Regions from separate parts of the Homo sapiens genome. Here regions 2, 3 and 4 are each linked to region 1. A link is an interaction called in ENCODE POLR2A ChIA-PET data of the cell type or tissue named here. Cell type or tissue: HepG2. All regions are shown on one strand. Each heading gives the region's core, and the rest is flanking DNA. Links, peaks and the distances in the headings are about the cores only. Region 1 holds the start of TF (transferrin). Region 2 has its middle 19 kb from the start of TOPBP1. Region 3 has its middle 8.6 kb from the start of TOPBP1. Region 4 has its middle 14 kb from the start of TOPBP1.

What was found. ChIA-PET counts read pairs that join two places held together with the same protein. Peaks named below come from ENCODE experiments on the same cell type or tissue, not always from the same donor. Only the 100,000 strongest peaks of a DNase experiment are listed, where the experiment ranks them.
Region 2: POLR2A ChIA-PET joins it to region 1 with 10 read pairs; 5 of 35 experiments call an interaction of 5 or more read pairs at or near these places.
Region 3: POLR2A ChIA-PET joins it to region 1 with 42 read pairs; 5 of 35 experiments call an interaction of 5 or more read pairs at or near these places.
Region 4: POLR2A ChIA-PET joins it to region 1 with 15 read pairs; 5 of 35 experiments call an interaction of 5 or more read pairs at or near these places.

The regions. Positions count from the first base shown.
Region 1 is chr3:133,744,276-133,749,448 of GRCh38, reverse strand. TF (transferrin) reads right to left here and starts at 3,056. Exons shown (of 17, transcript NM_001063.4): 1 at 2,966-3,056; 2 at 865-1,037. The coding sequence starts at 3,008. In HepG2, for the core only: a CTCF peak has its summit at 1,265 (motif pointing left); DNase peaks (open chromatin) are centred at 1,228 and 3,218; H3K4me3 peaks cover 3,283 bases; H3K27me3 peaks cover 310 bases.
Region 2 is chr3:133,678,743-133,683,915 of GRCh38, reverse strand. It overlaps a transcript of TF not described here. Among named protein-coding and RNA genes, the nearest start is that of TOPBP1, 19 kb to the right of the region's middle. In HepG2, for the core only: no CTCF peak of the experiment used is centred there; no DNase peak of the experiment used is centred there.
Region 3 is chr3:133,667,977-133,673,149 of GRCh38, reverse strand. It overlaps a transcript of TF not described here. Among named protein-coding and RNA genes, the nearest start is that of TOPBP1, 8.6 kb to the right of the region's middle. RefSeq lists a cis regulatory region at 2,568-2,581 and an enhancer at 2,503-2,647. In HepG2, for the core only: no CTCF peak of the experiment used is centred there; DNase peaks (open chromatin) are centred at 2,489 and 2,989; H3K4me3 peaks cover 379 bases.
Region 4 is chr3:133,673,649-133,678,412 of GRCh38, reverse strand. It overlaps a transcript of TF not described here. Among named protein-coding and RNA genes, the nearest start is that of TOPBP1, 14 kb to the right of the region's middle. RefSeq lists an enhancer at 3,274-3,804. In HepG2, for the core only: no CTCF peak of the experiment used is centred there; a DNase peak (open chromatin) is centred at 2,562; H3K4me3 peaks cover 810 bases.

The sequences.
Region 1 (5,173 bases), core at 756-4,755:
CTAGCCCATGAGCTCCCTGAGGGTAAGGACCAATGTGTTTAATTCACCACTGCAGCCCCATTGCCCAGCACAGGATCTGACATGTACAGATGGGCAGGGGCAACGTTGAAAGAATGAAGAGCATTTTTGTAGACCTAAGAACAAAAAGATCAGCTGTCACCTGCAATCAGGACACTTTACTCTTCCCCCTGCATGCATCACTCATCTTCCCAGTTGTGTATCAAAAGCTGCCAAAGAAGGTTATATAATAATTTTGATAGTGGGCATTCTTATTTATTTATTTATTTTGAGATGGAGCCTCACTCTGTCACCTAGGCTGGAGTGCAGTGGCAGGATCTTGGCTCACTGCAACCTCTGCCTCCCCGGTTCAAGTGATTCTCCTGCCTCAGCCTCCCAAGTAGCTGGGATTACAGGCATGCACCACCATGCCCAGCTAATTTTTATATTTTTTAGTAGAGATGGGGTTTCGCCATGTTGGCCAGGCTGGTCTCGAACTCCTGACCTCAGGTGATCCACCTGCCTCAGCCTCCCAAAGTGCTAGGATTTCAGGCATGAGCCACCGCGCCCAGCCTGATAGCAGGCATTCTTATATTTTCGCCAAGTTCAGAGAACCTAGGGTCTCAAAACAGTCACCCTTGCGTCTACTGTGTCTGGAAAGCAAAAGTTAATGTGCTTTTTGACTTTTGCTTTCCAGACACATTAAAGAAAACCTCCCCATTTCCACTTTTGAAGTGATTTTAGTAAGTCAAGGTTGACTGCCCCATATATCAGCCTCCTACCTGTGAGTAAAGAATTGTTCCAAAGTGACTGGAAACAGAGAAAGTATGGCTTTCTTCCACTCTCTTTTAGGCAGCAGCGACTTACCGCAATGGCCCTGATGCAATCAAGGTAGGAGGCTTTCTTCACACAAGCAACACTGGGACCATCGGATGGAATGACGCTTTTCATATGGTCGCGGAAACTCTGGCACTTAGTGGCCTCATGCTCCGACACTGCACACCATCTCACAGTTTTATCAGGGACAGCCAGACACAGCCCTGGGGGAGAGAGGCCAGAGGTGGAAGGGCCCACTCCCTATGCTGAGGGAGAGACAGCATCGCCCCTAGAAAGGCCTTGACAGCCACATCCCCTCAGTCCTGTCCTCCTCTCACTCCTGTCCATGAACACTACAGGGCACAAGTTCTACTGCATTCTGAGTCTGAGCCAATAGAAGGTTGCCCTAATGGCCTCCCAGTTTCCTACTGACCACCCTCTGCTGGCCAGAGGGGTGCAGGCATGGCCATCACCTCCCAGCTGGAGATGACAATCTGCTCCTCTGTATCCGCCTTGTCTCCTCCCATCACTGTCCTGGCCCCTGGCCCCCCATGGAACATAAGCCTCAGTATGCACAGGGCGTTTTCAGCTACCCCAACACATTGGCTTGCTACCTCAACTATGGAAAACCAGCGGGGGAGGAATTGCCATCTTTTTGAGAAGAGGGAGTGAGACTCAGAGAATGATGCCTTTTTTTTTTTTTAACCCAAGGTCACCCTGCTTGTCGTTGGCCAAGCCAGGCCTAGAATCTGGGTCTCCAGACTCTGGGTCTGCTACTCAGGGCACAAAAGAAGAAAACATTCTGAGTTACACCCCTTCTTGGCCAGTAGTTGAGGGTAAATTAACGAAAAGAATTAATTTGTCTGTAACTCTTGTCTGTTGCTCTCTGTTTAGGAAGAACTAAAAACTCCACAAATTCAACAGTCTCCCCTCTGTCTCCACTGAACTATCCCTCCATTTTCACCACACTTTTTGGCTGCCATTCACAAAAAAAGCTGAAGCCAGCCATGGGTAACTATTAAAATCCATGTGGTTGCAGAGACAGCATCCCTATCACATGAGCTTTTGCCCTGTCCCCAAGGCCCTCTGTCATCTCCACTCCTTGTGGGCCACCACAGCAAGGCTGACTCACTGGCTCTGAAGAAGATCCACAAAGCCTGTGGAGAGGAGGCCCACAGCTCTCCAGGATGCATGAGGAGGGGCCACCAGGGATGGCCACCCCAGCGACCCCCATTTTCCCTCTTGGCCCATGGGAAATCCTAGGAGGCAACATAAGCCTGTGGCAGCCCCTCCACAAAGCCCTGCCTCCAGAGTTCCCATAGGCGAGAATGTGTCCTCAGTGGAGCATTACCTTGCACAGCCTGTGAAGTGCTCTGTGCGGGGATAAAGGCAAGTAACGTGGGGTCCTCTCTCAAGGAATTGCTAGCTTATGGGGAGAGAAAACTAAACGTGGAAGCCCCAACAGTGTGACAAATGCCCCATGAATGGCAGGCAGAAGTTAGAGTATGAAGGGGGCCCCACCTCAGGAGGTCGGGGAGTGTGGCGTCAGCCACTGCCCCATAGCAGGATGTGTGCAACATCTGCCACTGGTACTCAGCATCTGCCACCTCGCTGACCCTCATTTGACCCTCCCAGGCAAGTGCTGTGATGACCCCCTCCCTGGTGAGGAGCCGGCCAGGACTTGGATCCAAGAAGTCTGGCTTCAAACCCCATGCTCTGACCGCTCGATGGCACCGCTTCCTTGGCAGGACATCTACAGCTCCCAGGGCACCCAGGGGACATCAGCCTCTGAAAGGGGAATGGTCAGACCCGGGAGGCCTTGAATGCCATGCTAAGGAGTTCGGACTTGACAAGAGGCAGCAGCAAAGGGTTTTGATAACCTGGTTAGACGTGCTCTGATTTATTGTATTTCACTGCTGCAAGATTTACTGGACAAAGAGGAGGAGGGGGAGAAGACAGTGAGTGCAGTGAAAGGTGTCTAGAAGCCCAAGCAAAGGCCAGGGGTGGGGCGTAGAGAGGCAATGGAAAGGCACCCAGACACCCAGGCTTCCAGCCTGAGCGCGGAGTGCATGCAGGCTGCGCGGTGGCCGCCCGGGTTGCAGGGAACGCGCGGGCCAGCGACTCTGCGGTGCTACCCCGTGCCCGCACTCACCCAGGACGGCGCAGACCAGCAGGGCTCCCACGGCGAGCCTCATCTTCCGGGTGCGGCGCTGAGCAGCGAGCACAGTCGGACTCGCTTCTGTGCAGCCTCCGGCGCCCCGCGTCCCTTTATTCCATTCCCGGCCTGGGCGGGCTGGGCGCAATCTTTGACCTCCCGTGTTTGTGCAGCCGGGTTGCCCAATCGCCCCTCTCCCAACCCCCCTTCCTTACTCGTCCCACTGATCACCTCATTTTCTGAGCTCTGGAGACGACCCGCGAGTGGAAGGAGTCCAGCACAGAAATGTTGATGGGAAGGGACATGAAGCACAATGCAGCCATTGTCATCGCGGCTCGCTCGGTGCCAGGAGCGGCTACGGCGGGCTGGGAGCCGGGGGGCTCTGCTCCTGACTCCAGGGCTGCAGAGCTGGTCCGTGCCACCAGTCCTATCTGCGCAGTCCACAGAGGAAGACTCCGAGGCTGGAGAGGGAAAAGAACTGCGCCCAGACCCCACACTAGAACTGCAGAATGACAGGCAAAGCCCCTTTTGGGGGAGGATGCAGGAGAAACAAGCTGGGCTCAAGGTCAAAGACAGACTCAGCACCTTTTGCTCCCCACCAGGTGTCCCTCGAAATCCTGCTCCTGGGCTCTCAAAGGTCCCCCACGGAGGAGCTGCTCCCTCTTCCTGCCCCGCTGAGCTCAGGCTCCTGGGCTGGAAAACTTCCCGCCCTCAAGCTTCCTGTGGGACACCTTAGACTAGGGACAGAGTCATAGGGGAAGATGAACTCCCTCCAACAAGAAGGTTCCAGGAACATGGTCAAGACACTGTGAGGCTCAGAACAAAGTGTCATCTTAGCACAAAGCAAGCGGCCCAGTGGACGGTGTGGCCTGTTCTTACAGCCTGGGGCCACCATGTCCCCCTCTAGTCGATGAGTCTCCTAACCAGTTTAATTACACATCCTTATCATGAAAAATATTGAACTTGTGCCTTCTATATGCTTATATTTTAACTAAAAAATGTGTACACTTCAATCATGCACAAGGAATAGAAATTTGTAAAAGGATGAGCTAAAGATGAAACTCATTTTCAAATGTCGTTTTGCTTATGCGGCCTTATACAGGATTATTATCTCAAGGCATAATATACTTGGGGAAAGGTCAAGATTCCTTCCACGAAGTGTAAATCCAGACTTCAGAGATTTTGCCAAAAGTTACTTCTTATCCAACCTGACCAGATGGTCATTCATTCTGTCTCATGTTTTAGTTGACCAAGCTCATATCAAGCCTAGTGGACACGTCAGGTCAGTCATTTGATTTTTGTTCACTTGTTTTTGTGTTGTCAGAATTGTCTCCTAATTCTAGTTTCTTTGTAAGAATCTTTTTAAGGCATGTGTGCATCTCGTGAAGGTTGGAGTTAAAGCCAGATTATCTAATCTGTACATCCGTTTAACTGGGCACATACAAACCACAAAGTATGGAAATAAAAATGCCAAAACAAAGGGCAGGGTCGGCACTCCCCTTTTCACCTTTAGCATTGTGAGGTGAACCCCATCTTCCCTTAGGACACCTGAAAGGCTCCATCTGTCATGACTGCAGACTCAGGTGGGAGATAGGGCCAATTCACACATTCAATATGAATGAATGATAATTTGTTAATCTTTTGCAATAACAATAAATATAACTGGAAGTTAGATTATGTTCTCCCACACTCCAAAAGATTATCTCATATGCAAAGGGGTTACATACCTCCCACTTTAGAGTCCACTACAGAAGCTTTCTGTTTACAGTGAGGACAGAAGTCAAGTCTGGCTTTCCCAACACATCAGCCTCACCAGCGAGGGAGAGTGACCACTGCTGCCCTGTCTTACTCCCCCCTTGCCCGTCCACGGGCCCCTTGTGCTTGAGCCATAGGGAAAGAAGACTGTTAGCATGAGGGCCATATTCCTACTGCCCCTGCAGCAGGCTCTAGGCAGTGGTCTGGATTCATTTGGAGACCTTGAGGTAAGGATGTGAGATGAGCAGGAAAAGTCAGGGGCAAGGCTAACTGGAAGGCACCCAGCAGAGCAGCATGCACACATACAGCTGATGCATGGACAGGCCCTGTAGTAAGCTTGCAGGGTCTGCCAGAGAGCAGGAAGTGCAGTTACGAAAGGTTGAGCCCATGCCACAAACTCAGGGAAGCTCAACGCAGGGCATGGAAAGAAGATGGTCAGTGATTCTCCTT
Region 2 (5,173 bases), core at 866-4,865, 66 kb after region 1:
GTGGTGCTGAGAAGAATGTATATTCTGTTGATTTGGGGTGGAGAGTTCTGTAGATGTCTATTAGGTCTGCTTGGTGCAGAGCTGAGTTCAAGTCCTGGATATCCTTGTTAACTTTCTGTCTCGTTGATCTGTCTAATGTTGACAGGGGGGTGTTAAAGTCTCCCATTATTATTGTGTGGGAGTCTAAGTCTCTTTGTAGGTCTCTAAGGATTTGCTTTACGAATCTGGGTGCTCCTGTATTGGGTGTGTATATATTTAGGATAGTTAGCTCTTCTTGTTAAATTGATCCCTTTACCATTATGTAACGGCCTTCTTTGTCTCTTCTGATCTTTGTTGGTTTAAAGTCTGTTTTATCAGAGACTAGGATTGCAACCACTGCTTTTTTTTTGTTTCCCATTTGCTTGGTAGATCTTCCTCCAGCCCTTTATTTTAAGCCTATGTGTGTCTCTGCATGTGAGATGGGTCTTCTGAATACAGCACACTGATGGGTCTTGACTCATCCAATTTGCCAGTCTGTGTCTTTTAATTGGAGCATTTAGCCCATTTACATTTAAGGTTCATATTGTTATGTGTGAATTTGATCCTGTCATTATGATGTTAGCTGGTTATTTTGCTCGTTAGTTGATGCAGTTTCTTCCTAGCTTTGATGGTCTTTACAATTTGGCATGTTTTTGCAGTGGCTGGTACCGGTTTTTCCTTTCCATGTTTAGTGCTTCCTTCAGGAGCTCTTGTAAGGCAGGCCTGATGTTGACAAAAGCTCTCAGCATTTGCTTGTCTGTAAAGGATTTTATTTCTCCTTCACTTAGGAACCTTAGTTTGGCTGGATATGAAATTCTGGGTTGAAAATTCTTTTCTTTAAAAATGTTGAATATTGGCCCCCACTCTCTTTTGGCTTGTAGAGTTTCTGCCGCGAGATCAGCTGTTAGCCTGATGAGCTTCCCTTTGTGGGTAACCCAACCTTTCTCTCTGGCTGCCCTCAACATTTTTTCCCTCATTTCAACTTGAATCTGACAATTATGTGTCTTGGAGATGCTTTTCTTGAGGAGTATCTTTGTGGCATTCTCTGTATTTCCTGAATTTGAATGTTGGCCTGCCTTGCTAGGTTGGGGAAGTTCTCCTGAATAATATCCTGAAGAGTGTTTTCCAACTTGGTTCCACTCCCCGTCACTTTCAGGTACACCAATCAGACGTAGATTTTGTCTTTTCACATAGTCCCATATTTCTTGGAGGCTTTGTTCGTTTCTTTTTACTCTTTTTTCTCTAAACTTCTGTTCTCACTTCATTTCATTCATTTGATCTTCAATCACTGATACTCTTTCTTCCACTTGATCGAATTGGCTACTGAAGCTTGTGCATGCGTCACGTAGTTCTCGTGCCATGGTTTTCAGCTCCATCAGGTCATTTAAGGTCTTCTCTATGCTGTTTATTCTAGTTAGCCATTCATCTAACCTTTTTTCAAGGTTTTTAGCTTCTTTGCAATGGGTTTGAACATCCTTCTTTAGCTCGGAGAAGTTTATTATTACCGATTGTCTGAAGCCTTCTTCTCTCAACTCGTCAAAGTCATTCTCTGTCCAGCTTTATTCCGTTGCTGGTGGGGAGCTGCATTCCTTTGGAGGAGAAAGGGTGCTCTGATTTTTAGAATTTTCAGCTTTTCTGCTCTGGTTTCTCTCCATCTTTGTGGTTTTATCTACCTTTGGTCTTTGATGATGGTGACGTACAGATGGGGTTTTGGTGTTGATGTCTTTTCTGTTTGGTAATTTTCCTTCTAACAGTCAGGACCCTCAGCTGCAGGTCCATTGGAGTTTGCTGGAGGTCCACTCCAGACCCTGTTTGCCTGGGTATCACCAATGGAGCCTGCAGAACAGCAAATATTGCAGAACGGCAAATGTTGCTGCCTGATCATTCCTCTGGAAGCTTCGTCTCAGATGGGCACCTGGCCATATGAGGTGTCAGTCAGCCCCTACTGGGAGGTGCCTCCCAGTTAGGCTACTCGGGGGTCAGGGACCCACTTGAGGAGGCAGTCTGTCCATTCTCAGATCTCAAACTCCATGCTGGGAGAACCACTACTCTCTTCAAAGCTGTCAGACAGGGATGTTTAAGTCTGCAGAAGTTTCTTTTGTCTTTTGTTCAGCTGTGCCCTGCCCCCAGAGGTGGAGTCTACAGAGGCAGGCAGGCCTCCTTGAGCTGCAGTGGGCTTCACCCAGTTCGAGCTTCTGGGCCACTTTGTTTACCTACTCAAGCCTCAGCAATGAGGGGCGCCCCTCCCCCAGCCTCACTGCTGCCTTGCAGTTCAATCTCAGACTGTTGTGCTAGCAATGAGCGAGGCTCCATGGGTGTAGGACCCTCTGAGCCATGTGTGGGATATAATCTCCTGGTGTGCCGTTTGCTAAGACCTTTGGAAAAGCTCAGTATTAGGGTGGGAGTGACCCGATTTTCCAGGTGCCGTCTGTCACGGCTTCCCTTGGCTAGGAAAAGGAATTCCCCAACCCCTTGCACTTCCCAGGTGAGGTGATGTCTCACCCTGCTTCGGGTCATGCTCCGTGGGCTGCACCGACTGTCCTGCACCCACTGTCCAACAAGACCCAGTGAGATGAACCTGGTACCTCAGTTGGAAATGCAGAAATCACCTGTCTTCTGCGTAGCTCACGCTGGGAGCTGTAGACTGGAGCTGTTCCTATTTGGCCATCTTGGAACCTCAGATCCTAGTCAGTATCTTAACTTCGGTGACTCAAAGCTTACATGGTACTAATTGTGGGGGCATTAAAATCAGTGACTTTAGTTCACTGGCATTGGAAGCTGCAATAATTAGTGTAGAGAGCACTAGAAAGGCAAAATGCTGTTTACAAATCTGTAGTATTTAGGCAAAACGTTATTTAAATGAACTCTAGAAGGTGAAGTTTACAATAATAACAGCTACCATTTTTGGCTGAGCCCCCATATGTCAGGCAGTGTGCCAAGCACGTTTCTTTCCTCTAATTTTCACAGTTATTATCATACCCTGTTTTAGAGATGAGATTTTTTAAAAAAACTGTCAGGGAATTAAATAACTGGAGTTCAGCTTAATATTTGAACCATCTGGGTCTGTTTGACTCCGAAACCTATACTGCCTTTTAACTGTCTATAGGTAGGAAATATTAAAAGAAATAGTACAGAAGATGCCAAATTACCTTACACAGAATCCCATGCCAGTGATGAAAGGGACAAATAGAGCCCTTCAAATTTACTTGAAAACATCTTCAGTAGTAGCAAGACAGGGTAAGAAGCACAACCAAGGGAGTAGAATTATGCAGGCCATGTGCCTTTGTGTGGAATGTCAAGATAAGGCCTTTTTTAGAAGTCAGCATTTTCAGTCACCACTGTACTTATGTCAAAAAAAAAAAAAGAAAAGAAAAGAAATAAAAGGTGGAGAGTAGCTGGATGCCATACTGTGTGCCTACAATCCCAGCTGCTAGGGAGGTTGAGGCTGAAGGATTGTTTGAGCCCAGGGAGTCTGAGACCAGCCTGGGCAACATAGTGAGACTTGTCTCTACAAAAAATACAAAATTAGTTAGGTGTGGTGGCATGTGCCTGTAGTTCCAACTACTCAGGAGGCTGAGGTGGGAGGATCTCTTGAGTCCAGGAGGTCGAGACTGCAGTGAGCCATGATTGTGCCACTGCTCTCCAGCCTGGGCAACAGAGGGAGAACCTATAACTCCAAAAAAGAAAGAAAAAAAAGAAAAAGAAAAAAAAGTGTGAGTAAAAGCCAGGAAGCCTCCCATCATTTAAAAAAAATGGAGAAAAATTTCACATAGAAACATCATAAAAGACTATATATGGATACAGGAATGGCCAATAAGAACATGAAAGATCCTCACATCATGAGTCCCCAGAGAAATGTAATTAAAATCACATAGAGATTGATTTCACTACATACCTATTAGAATGCATACCTATTAGAATGGCTAACTGTGAAAAGACTGACACCACCAAGCACTGGCAGGACATGGTGCAGCTGAAATTCTTATATGCTGCTGGTGGGAATGTAAAATGGCACAACTACTCAAAGTCAAGTTGAACATACACTTACCAGTATGACCCAGTAATTCTAGATATTTAACCAAAAGAAATGAAAATACATGTCCTCCCAAAGACTTGTCCACTAATGTTCATGCAGCTTTATTCATAATAGCCCCAAATGGGAGACAATCTAAACATCCATCAACAAGTGAATGGGTGAATAAGCTGTGGTAAAGCCATTCAATAGAGTACTACCCAATAATAAAAAGCAATGAAGCATGCTACACACAAGAACATGGATGAATCTCAATACAATTATGCTGAGTAAAAAAAAAAAAAAAAAAAAAAAAGCCAAACAAAGCACAATATACTGTATGATTCCACTTAGGTGAAATCCTAGAAAAGACGAAACTTATCTATAGTGGCAGAAAGTAGGAATGACTGGGGGCATTTTGCGGGTGATGAAAATGTCATTTATCTTGGTGATAATTACGTGGATAGTTATATTTGCGAAGATTCACTGAACTATATGTATACTTTAACTGAGTGCATAGTATTATACTACAGGTAAATCATACATCAATAAAAATGACTTAAAGGCCAGGTGCAGTGGCTACCACCTATAATCCCAACACTTTGGGAGGCTGAGGCAGAAGAATCACTTCAGCCCAGGAGTTTGAGACTAGCCTGGGCAAGATGGTGAGACTCCATCTCTATAAAAATTTAAAAAATTAAAAGTTAGCTGGGCTGGCCGGGTGTGGTGGCTCATGTCTGTAATCCCAACACTTTGGGAGGCTGAGGCGGGTGGATCATGAGGTCAGGAGATCGAGACCAGCCTGACCAACATGGTGAAACCCCATCTCTACTAAAAACACAAAAATTAGCCAGGTGTGGTGGTGCCCACCTGTAATCCCAGCTACTCAGGAGGCTGAAGCAGGAGAATCGCTTGAACCCGGGAGGTGGAGGTTGCAGTGAGCCAAGATCATGTCACTGCACTCCAGCCTGGGTAACAGAGTGAGATTTCATCTCAAAACAAAACAAAACAAAACAAAACAAAACAAAACAAAAAATAGCTGGGCCAAAGGAAACTATCATCAGAGTGAACAGGCAACCTACAGAATAGGAGAAAATTTTTGCAACCTATCCATCTGACAAAGGGCTAATATCCAGAATCTAC
Region 3 (5,173 bases), core at 210-4,209, 76 kb after region 1:
CAGGGTTTCCCCATACATCATGAAGTAGATGTACGTTCAGCTTTAATAGTTACTGCCGAACTATTAATACAAAATTGAGTAGAAGGGTGATAGGGAAAGTTTTCAATAATTCTCCATTATGCAAAATTTTTGCTGGTGTTTTGTTTTGTTTTAAATATTATTAACCATATTAAGGAACTTTCCTTCCTTCCTGGGTTGCCTAAATTTTTTAAAAATCATGAATGGGTATTGCATTTTGTCAAGTATTTTTTCTGCACCTAAGATACTCATATGATTCCCTTTTCTTTTATATTAATGTGGTAAACTTCTCTTATTCTCTTTTTTCTTTCTTTTTCTTTCTCTTTCTCTCTTCTTTCCTTTTTCTGTCCCCCTCCCCTTCCCTCCCCTCCCCTTCCTTTCCCTCCCCTTCCCCTCCCTTCCCTCTTGCTTGGGTCCTGCTCTATTGCCCAGGCTGGAGTGCAGCTGTGGGATCATAGTTCAGTGAAGGCTCCACCTCCTAGGCTCAAGTGATCCTCCCTCCTCAGCCTCCCAAGTAGCTGGGGCTACAGCAGTGCACCACCACGCTGGACTCCTTTAATTGATTTTTAAATGTTGAACTACTCTTACATTCCTGGAATAAACCCCACTTGGCTATTACGTATAACATTTTTTTACATATTGCTGAACTTGATTACTTTTTTTTTTTTTTTTAGGATTTTTTGCATTTGTGTTCGTGAGAGAAATCATTCTGCAGGTTTCTTTATCTTAATGTCACTAAAAGTTTGGTTGCAAGGTTTTAATTGCTCATAAAATTAATTGGAATATGTTACTTCTTTTCTTATTCTCTGGAAGATACTGTGTAAGAATAGCATTCTTTCTTTCTTAAATGTTCGGAAGGCCTCACCAGTGAAGCCACCTGTGTTTAGAGTTTTACTTGTGGAAAAGTTTTTGATAACAGATTGAGTTTCTTAAATAGCTAGAGAAATATCCAGATTTTATGATCCTTCAAGTTTCAATATTGGTAAGTTTTTTGTTAAAGAAATTTGTCCATTTTATCTAATTTTCAAATTTATTGATATAAAATCATTCATGATCTTATCCTTTGACATTTTTAGTATATGGTATTTAGTATTTTCATTGCTGATATTAGTGATTTATGTTTACTACTTTCCTTGATTAGTATTGCCAGGATTTTACCTATTTCATTAATCTTTTCAGAGAATCAACCTTGGCTTTGCTGTTTTTCTCTATTGTACATTCATTTATTGTTTCATTGATTTCTGCTCTGTTGACTTTGAATTTTGGTCTTTCTCTAGCTTCTTTATTCTTTCTTTCCTTCTTCTCCTTTTTCTTCTTCTTCTTTTTTTTTTTTTTTCTTTTGACAGAGTCTCACTCTATCGCCCAGGCTGGAGTGAAGTGGCAAGATTGCGGCTCATTGTAACCTCCGCCTCCTGGGTTCAAGTGATTCTCCTGGCTCAGCCTCCTGAGTAGCTGGGATTACAGGCATTAGACAGAGCACCCGGGTAATTTTTATTTATTTTTATTTTTTAGTGGAGATGGAGTTTCACCATATTGTTCAGGCCAGTCTCGAACTCCTGGCCTCAAGTGATCTGCCTGCCTTGGCCTCCCAAAGTGCTGAGATTACAGCTGTGAGCCACCATGCCTGGCCTCTCTTGCCTTTTTTTTTCTTTTAAGGCAGTTAAGGTCACTGATTTTTCAGCCTCTCTTCTCTATTACATGTGATAAAGGCTATAAATTTGCCTATAAGTATTCCTTTTCTTGATATATTATAACTTCATGGTTATTCAGTTCAAAATATATTCTAATTTTATTGTGATTTCTTATTCAACTCATGGTTTATTGAGAAATGTATTGCTTGATTATCCAGGTGGGCCAATATCCTCACAAGGGTTCTTTAAATGTAGAAGCAGAGCCTCCAGAAAGGAACTCAGCCCTGCTGACATCTTGATTTAAGCCCAGTGAGATCCACTTCAGACTTCTGACCTCCAAAACTGTAAGATATTAAGTTTTGTTACAGTAGTAACAGGAACCTCATATACTTGATATATTTATTGGAGCCTCTTCAAGGTGTGGCATTATCTTTTTATCTCCCATTCCATGGAACTTCAAATTGTGCCAAGTATCTTAAGGAGAAAACTGGCCCTTTGTCAAGCTTAGTTCTCTGCTCCTCCCTTCTCAATGGGATCTTGCCTCCACTTCTGTTTTTCCAGCCCTGAGACTGCCATCAGTTCGGCTGGCTTCTCTGTAAGCCAGCAGTGACCCTCTGCTCAGGTAAAGCCAGATTCCCCCTGGCCATGTGCCGAGTGGTTCATCTTTAACTGTCCTGGCTCTCCCTTCACTTACTCATACATTTGAAAGGAAATAGGATCTATGAGCGCAGAGATCACTTTTTTCTTGTCCAACATTCTAACACAAGGTTGGAAAATACTGTCTGCTATAGTATTGGGCTCAAAAAATCAAACAGATCAATAAATGCACACAAATGTCTCAAAAGTGGGTTGAGCAATCTCCTATGCAGGCCTATGGACAAAAACCAAATAAAGTCCAGAGGTGATCATTCCTTCTAAGGTTAATTATTCACCTAAAACTAACACAGCCTAAATCCAATAGCAGCCACTGTGCCCCCGACCCTAGATTAGATCAAACTCTGAAAACTTCGTGTGTACTGGGACAAAGTGATATTGCAAAGATAGGACATCCAAAGTGCTAAAGTCATTTCTGTGCTTTGGTACAGGCTCTCATAAATAGCAAAGCAGAAGGTTAGATGCTTGTATGGTGGAAAACAGTTTTAAAACTTCACGGCAAAGATGGTCTTTGGAAAACTTGGGATTTATAGATTTATTAGTGTGTACCAGGCATTGTACTAAGTGCTTCCCAAATGTTAAATGATAGTAACCCCATAAGGCTATTGCCATCCTCTTTTTGTACAGAGAGACAGTGAAGCACAGAAAGGTTAACCAGTGACTTGCCCAAGGTCAGGTAGCTAGTAGGTGTCCAAGCTGGCATTCAAACTAGGCAGCCTGCTTCCATAGTCCATGCTGTTTCTCATGTGGCCTCTGACATTTGTCTCTGGAGCAATTTCACACTTTCCCCTTTCCAAGGCATCTTGAAGTAATAACGGCATGGGGCACCATGTTTGTTTAAACTGTTTCCAAGTTCAGAATTGGTTGGATTTAACTGTCCTGGCTCTCCCTTCACTTATTCATACATTTGAAAGGAAATAGGGTCTATGAGGGCAGAGATCAAATTTTCTTGCCCAACATTCTAATATAAGGTTGGAAAATAGTGTCTCACAAATAGCACTAACTGCTATAATAGCAAAGCTCCAAAATCTTAATGGTTTAACACAATAGGAGTTGACCTCTTAGTAACATAAAGCCCATCTGGCAGCAATCGTGGTGATTTGTTAGGGTGGGAGTGGGGAGTTCACTTTCATAGCTCCATTCAGTCATTCAGAGATCCAGGCTGAGAGAGGTTCTGCCATTTTCAACACATGGCTTCCAAGATTGCTCTGTGTGTTGATATTCAAATGACAGAATAAGGAAGAGCGTGGAAGGTAGTGCAAGAAATTTCCTTGGATCAAGCTCGGATGTGACAAACATCACTTCTACCTATATTCTATTGGCCATAACTCAGTCCCATGACCCCACCAATTGTAAAGAGGATGGGAACCATAGTCTCTGGCTAGGAAACTACTTCTCAGCAACAGCAAAACACTATGAAAGGGGAGCACATGTCTGGGGTCTTTTGTCTTAGTTTGAGCAGACCCAGAAAACAGACTTTTAGACAAGCCTTCTCAGATGTTTTATTTGACAAGTAAAGAAACACAGGCAAGACAGTAGAGATGTGGCTGGGCACGGTGGCTTATGCTTGCAATCCCAGCACTTTGGGAGGCCTAGGTGGGTGGATCGCCTGAGGTCAGGAGTTTGAGACCAGCCTGGCCAATATAGTGAAACCCCGTCTCTACTAAAAATACAAAAAATTAGCCAGGTGTGGTCGCAGGCACCTGTAATCCCAGCTACTCGGGAGGTCAAGGCAAGAAAATCGCTTGAACCCGGGAGGCGGAGGTTGCAGTGAACTGAGATCGCGCCATTGCACTCCACCCTGGACAACAGAGCAAAACTCCGTCTCAGAAAAAAAAAGAAAAAAGAAAATAGAGATGTGAGACAGGGAGAAAGGCATCCAAAGAATGTGTTAACAAGTCAGATGCCACTGTGGACACTGGGACTTAATTCCCCTGAGGAAACTATGAGAGTCAGAGTGGATGTCCCATCCACGGGACATGCAAACAAGGGTTTTTGTGCACCAACTCCTGTCAGCCATCATTTAAGGGGTTTTTTTCCCTATAGGTCATAAATCCTCTAGCCCTCTGGCCTACTGTGCAGGTGGCAGAGCAGATTCCTGGTGCCAGAGAATGCCTTCATGCAATGAACACAGATGCTGGCAGCTGGAAGTTTCCTAATGTGCATGAGTGCTAAGGGTGAGGGGGTATGGGTGGGACACTAAGGGTTTCTACATGGTCTCTGCCAGAATCCAGACATGTTTTTTTCCCTCCCTGCCCAAGCACACATCTGCTACACACTGGGGAATGGGGAGGCACAAACAGAATAACAACAATAAAACTCCCTTTCAGAAAAGGGAGGAGTGGAGACCCATAGCCATCATTGGTCAGTATCAATTTTGAAGTTGGGCAGGCACTAGGAGGCTCTCGATTGGGGGTTCTGATTAGATCAGATTCTGTTCTGTGACAGGAGCTCCTTTGCTCGTTGCTCTCCAGGATCCCTGGTACCTCCTTCTGGGAGGATCTTCATTTTCTATTACCCTCTCTATCCATATCTGAATACTGAGGAGTTTGTGCTCCTTGGGGCTGTATGACTTTCCACCTACTTGTGCTGCGAAAATTTGAGGATTAAATCAAAGTCTGAATACTCCAGGTTTCTGGTTGGGTTCAGAAAGCAATTATCTCAAAATGTTCGTAACCTTCAGATCTATTTGGTTCCAGTCAGTTTCACGTGGTAATTGTCAACCTCACACATACAAAACAAGGTCAAGGGTAGGGCCTGATTCCACCAGTGAACATACTTGAGACATTTTTAGATTTAGATGGTTTATTACTTCCATAGATAGCAACAGAGAAGAATAAGTGAAAGATGTCTTCTCCCTGGGTCTGATG
Region 4 (4,764 bases), core at 395-4,394, 71 kb after region 1:
AACCAGAAATACCATTTGACTCAGCAATCCCATTACTGGGTATATACCCAAAGGAATGTAAATCATTCTACTATAAAGACACATGCACACGTATATTTATTGCAGCACTATTCACAAGAGCAAAGACTAGGAACCAACCCAAATGCCCATCAATGATAGACTGGATTAAGAAAATGTGGCACATATATACCATGGAATACTATGCACCCATAAAAAAGGATGAGTTCATGTTCTTTGCAGGGACATAGATGAAGCTGGAAACCATCATTCTCAGCAAAATAACACAGGAACAGAAAACCAAATACCACATGTTCTCACTCATAAATGGGAGTTGAACAATGAGAATGCATGGACACAGGGAGGGGAAGAGCACACACCGGAGCCTGTTGGGAGGTGGGAGACTAGGGGAGGGATAGCATTAGGAGAAAAACCTAATGTAGATGACGGGTTGATGGGTGCAGCAAACCACCATGGCATGTGTATACCTATGTAACAAACCTGCATGTTCCGCACTTGTATCCCAGAACTTAAAGTATTATAATAAAAAAATTTTTTTTTTAAATTAGCTGGGCATGGTGATGCACACCTGTAGTCCCAGCTACTGAGGAGGGTGAGATAGGAGGATCGCTTGAGCCTAGGTGTTTGGGGTTGCAGTGAGCTATGATCACACCACTGCACTCCAGCCTAGGTGACAGAGACAGATCCTGTCTCTATAAAAAAGAAAAAAAAAGAAATGATTTTTGTTGTTGTGTTTTGTTTATTGTTTTTTGTTTTTGAGACAGAGTCTTGCTCTGTTGCCCAGGCTGGAGTGCAGTGGCGCAATCTTGACTCAACTGAAACCTCCGCCTCCCGGGTTCAAGCGATTCTCCTGCCTCAGCCTCCCGAGTAGCTGGGATCGCAGGCGCCCACCACCACGCCTGACTAATTTTTGTATTTTTAGTAGAGACACGGTTTCACCATCTTGGCCAGGCTGGTCTTGAACTCCTGACCTCGTGATCCACCCACCTCGGCTTCCCAAAGTGCGAGGATTGCAGGCGTGAGCCACCGTGCCCGGCCAATAAATGATTTTTAAAAGAAAGAGAAAGTGTGGGCAAGCAAGCTAAGCCAGAGTCAAGTAACCTAGACTAGGTCACTCACTAAAAGCACTGGCCATATGACAATTTAAAGCAGAGGTAATCAGAGCCCACTGTGAATATTTCAGACTGATCCTGAAACGGGAAAGCTGCTGATGCTCACCGAATAGAGAAAGTTCTTAAGCAAGGGCAAGAAGCTGAGAAAGGAGGTGGAGGCCAAGGTGGAGGTACAGGCTGTCTGAGCCCTTGGCTCCTGGCTCTTACAGGGCATACCAATAACTGCCCCCTTCCCTTTGGTCTTTTTTATTCAAGCTACTTTGCATTTTCTGTCATTTGCCACCAGAATAGTTCTTGTTTGACTAGAACACTGAGCTTTGAAGAAAGCGTATCCCAGACTCTGGCCTGGTCCAGCAGCCAAGAAGGAGGGAAGATGAATGAGGAGGCTGAAATGGGCAGCTCTTGTCTCTGGTTTATAAACACAGGGTGAATTGGGTAAATGAACTTTTGGTCAGAGCCTGACATTGCCAGGACGAGAGACAGAGGAAGAATAGCAGAAGCCCTACTCAAGAAGAATTTAGGAACGATCCCAGCGGGGCTGCACTCTGGGTTTCCTTGTGACTGCAGTTCAACTACAACTGTGCTCTGCCTTCCAGCCTTCCCTAGCCCCAGCAGAGCTCCCTGTGTGGCCCCACGTGGCCGTGCTGAGCCAGGGAGGGGCCACCACAGCATCCCCTTCCCTTCCTGCCTTCCTCTTGCTCTGCCCTTCACCCCTCACCCCACATAAGATACCCTACCCCAGAAATTATTTACAACAGCCTCAGACGTGACAGAACCAGGGCTGGACAGAACCAACAGTTGCTGAGCCAGGGAGGGCTCTTCACATGCATGAGTTCATTGACTTCGCATCACTCCCTTCCTCAAATCACCCCGCCAAGAGCCCTGGAGGAGCCCACCCTCGCAAAACAGGAAGGGGCCCCTTGCATTTATGTGCAGATTTTTACCGGTGTAACTCACCTGTGCCTAGAGCTCTGCATGCCACTAGATACAGTATCTCATTTTCACAGCAATTGTGTTTGTTGTGAAAACGCAATTATTAGTGAATGAAACCAGCTCAGAGATGTCAAGGGAGAGCTCAGAGTCACACAGCAGTGAGTGACAGGTGGATCTCATTCTATGGTGATAGTTTTTTCCCCTATATCTCTCTACCTCTCTGTTGTATGGTAAAAGTACTGGAAGCACTGTCCAGTTTGAGGCGAGAAAAACCCTTCTGGTTAGATGTTAGGCACACCTGACATGTGTCCTGCCTGCTCCTCCCCCTCACTTAATAATAACCCTTAAGCCCCAGGGGGAAAAAATCCCTTCTCTCCTCTAACCCCATTTCTTTCACTGTAAACGAGATCAACAGCCTCTAGTTCAGGGGTCATGAACTTATTCTGTCACGGGCTAAAGAGTAAATACTTTAGTCTCTGTGGCAACTCCTCAACTCTGACCTTGAAGCCTGTGAAAGTTGATCATACAGAAGTGGGTTATTTTTGTCATACCCAACTAAAACACAGTGAGAAGTCAGGGGCAAAAAAGCACTCAGGGCACATAGCACTGCTCCACATGTGAAATTCTTCGCAAGCCTGGCTGCTGAAACTGCCTGTTGTAAACTGAGACCAGGTGTAGTTAACAGCTGCTGAAACCTGCTGTGACTCGAAGGCTAATTTTACCTGTTATAGTCCCTCACTAGTCAGGATCTGCCAGTTCCCCAAAATTTTACTTTTGCCAATGAACTTTCTAGAAGAACATTTCTCCTTTCTATGAAACCTCCAATCTTCTCTTTGTCCTTTGGACATATAGAAGACCACCCAGTCTGTGTGTATGCTCAGAATTTCAATTCTTGCTTCCCAAATAAAATGTTTTAAACTTAGGGATATTTGACTTGGACAAGCCTGAAAGCTGTCATATAGACAATATTTAACCGAATGATCATGATTGCATTCTAATAAAATTTTATTTATGGACACTGAAATTTGAATTTTATATAATTTTCATGTCACATATATTGCTCTTTTGATTTCCCCCTCAATCTTTTTTTTTTTTTTTTTTTTTTTTGACAGAGTCTCACTCTGTCGGCCAGGCTGGAATGCAGTGGCGTGATCTCGGCTCACTGCAACCTCCCTCTCCTGGGTTCAAGAGATTCTCATGCCTCAGCCTCCGGAGTAGCTGGGACTACAGTCTCCCGCCACCACACCCGGCTAATTTTTGTATTTTTAGTAGAGACGGGGTTTCATCATGTTGGCCAGGCTGGTGTGGAACTCCTGACATCAGGTGATACACCGCCTCGGCCTCCCAAAGTGTCGGGATTACAGACCTGAGCCACCGCGTCTGGCCTTTCCCTTTCAACCATTTAAAGATGTGAAAAGCATTCTCTCATCTGGGTGTATACAACATCAAGCCGCAGACAGGATTTGGCCAGCTAGTCATAGTCTGCAATCCTCTCCCTAGTCAATGGGGTTTCTGCGAGGACCTAAGTGTCAGGTGCGCCGGCGTGGAGAAAGCACTTTCAGGGGTGCATCGCAGCCCCGCAGGCCCGCTGACTGTCCGGTTGTCGCGCAGGGTCCCGCTGTGACCGACCCGCTGCTTGCACCCAGTGCCTCCCCGGAGCACCTTGCAGCGCCGGCCCCCACCTCGACTCCCAGCGCTCACTTACTCAGGGCCCCGGCGCACAGCAGGGCGCAGATAGCGAGCCTCATTCTCCGTGGCTGGCGCGCGTCACCCACCCCACTCTCGCGCCTCGTCCGGCTTTACCCCGCCGGAGCAAGCAGCGCCTCTTGGGAAAGGTTCGCCCACCAGGGCTGATAGCCCTCGCCACTCCTCGCACTCCTCCCTTGGGGCAGCCAGCGAGCAGCTTGTGCCCTCCGTGGGACCGGAGGGCTGCAAGATGCAAGCCTCTCTCCCGCCCCCTTCCCAGCCCCGGGGTCTGCAAGGCTGCACTTCGGGGAAGGGGGCAGCACCCCGGAGCCTGAGCAGCTTCGGAGCGCACTAGTCTGGCCGCTTTACAACCCAGAGAGAGATCCGCGGGGGTTCCCAGGTGAGTTGCTATACGCAGGTTTCTGACCCCTGGACCCTCATCTAGCCCAGCAGCTCCTAAACGTCTCAAAAATACAAAAGCTTAGGGATTCGGGGGCTGTCCATAGGGTGAAAACCGTGGGCTCTTCCCCTGGAAAGCACGCGCTCTCATATACCCAACGTTTTGAACACAATTCTCAAGGATTCTCAGATTCTTCCTCCCAAATGGGTCTCCATCGAGAGAATGGACCACTCCTGGGTCCTCTCGGAAACTCTACCCAAATGACACTGTCCCCAGCAGCCCTCTGCTCCGGGAGGCCAAGGTCAGGTGAAGCGCTGAACCCAGAGAGGGCGGCCTCTCCTCGCCCCTGCAGCCCGATCCTGCTCAGGTCTGTGACTTCTGCCTGGGGAAAATCTGAATTTAAATACAATTTTAAGAACTTTTAATTAAAGTATAATAAATATGCATAGAACGTCACATGTTCTAAATAAATGTACGGCTTAATTATCATCAAATGAACACACCCACATAACCAGCACCCACATCAAGAAACAAAACGTTAACAAACAAAGCTGGCACAACCCCCTCCCACAAAGGTACCCATTATCTTGACTTCTAACACATAGACTAATTCTG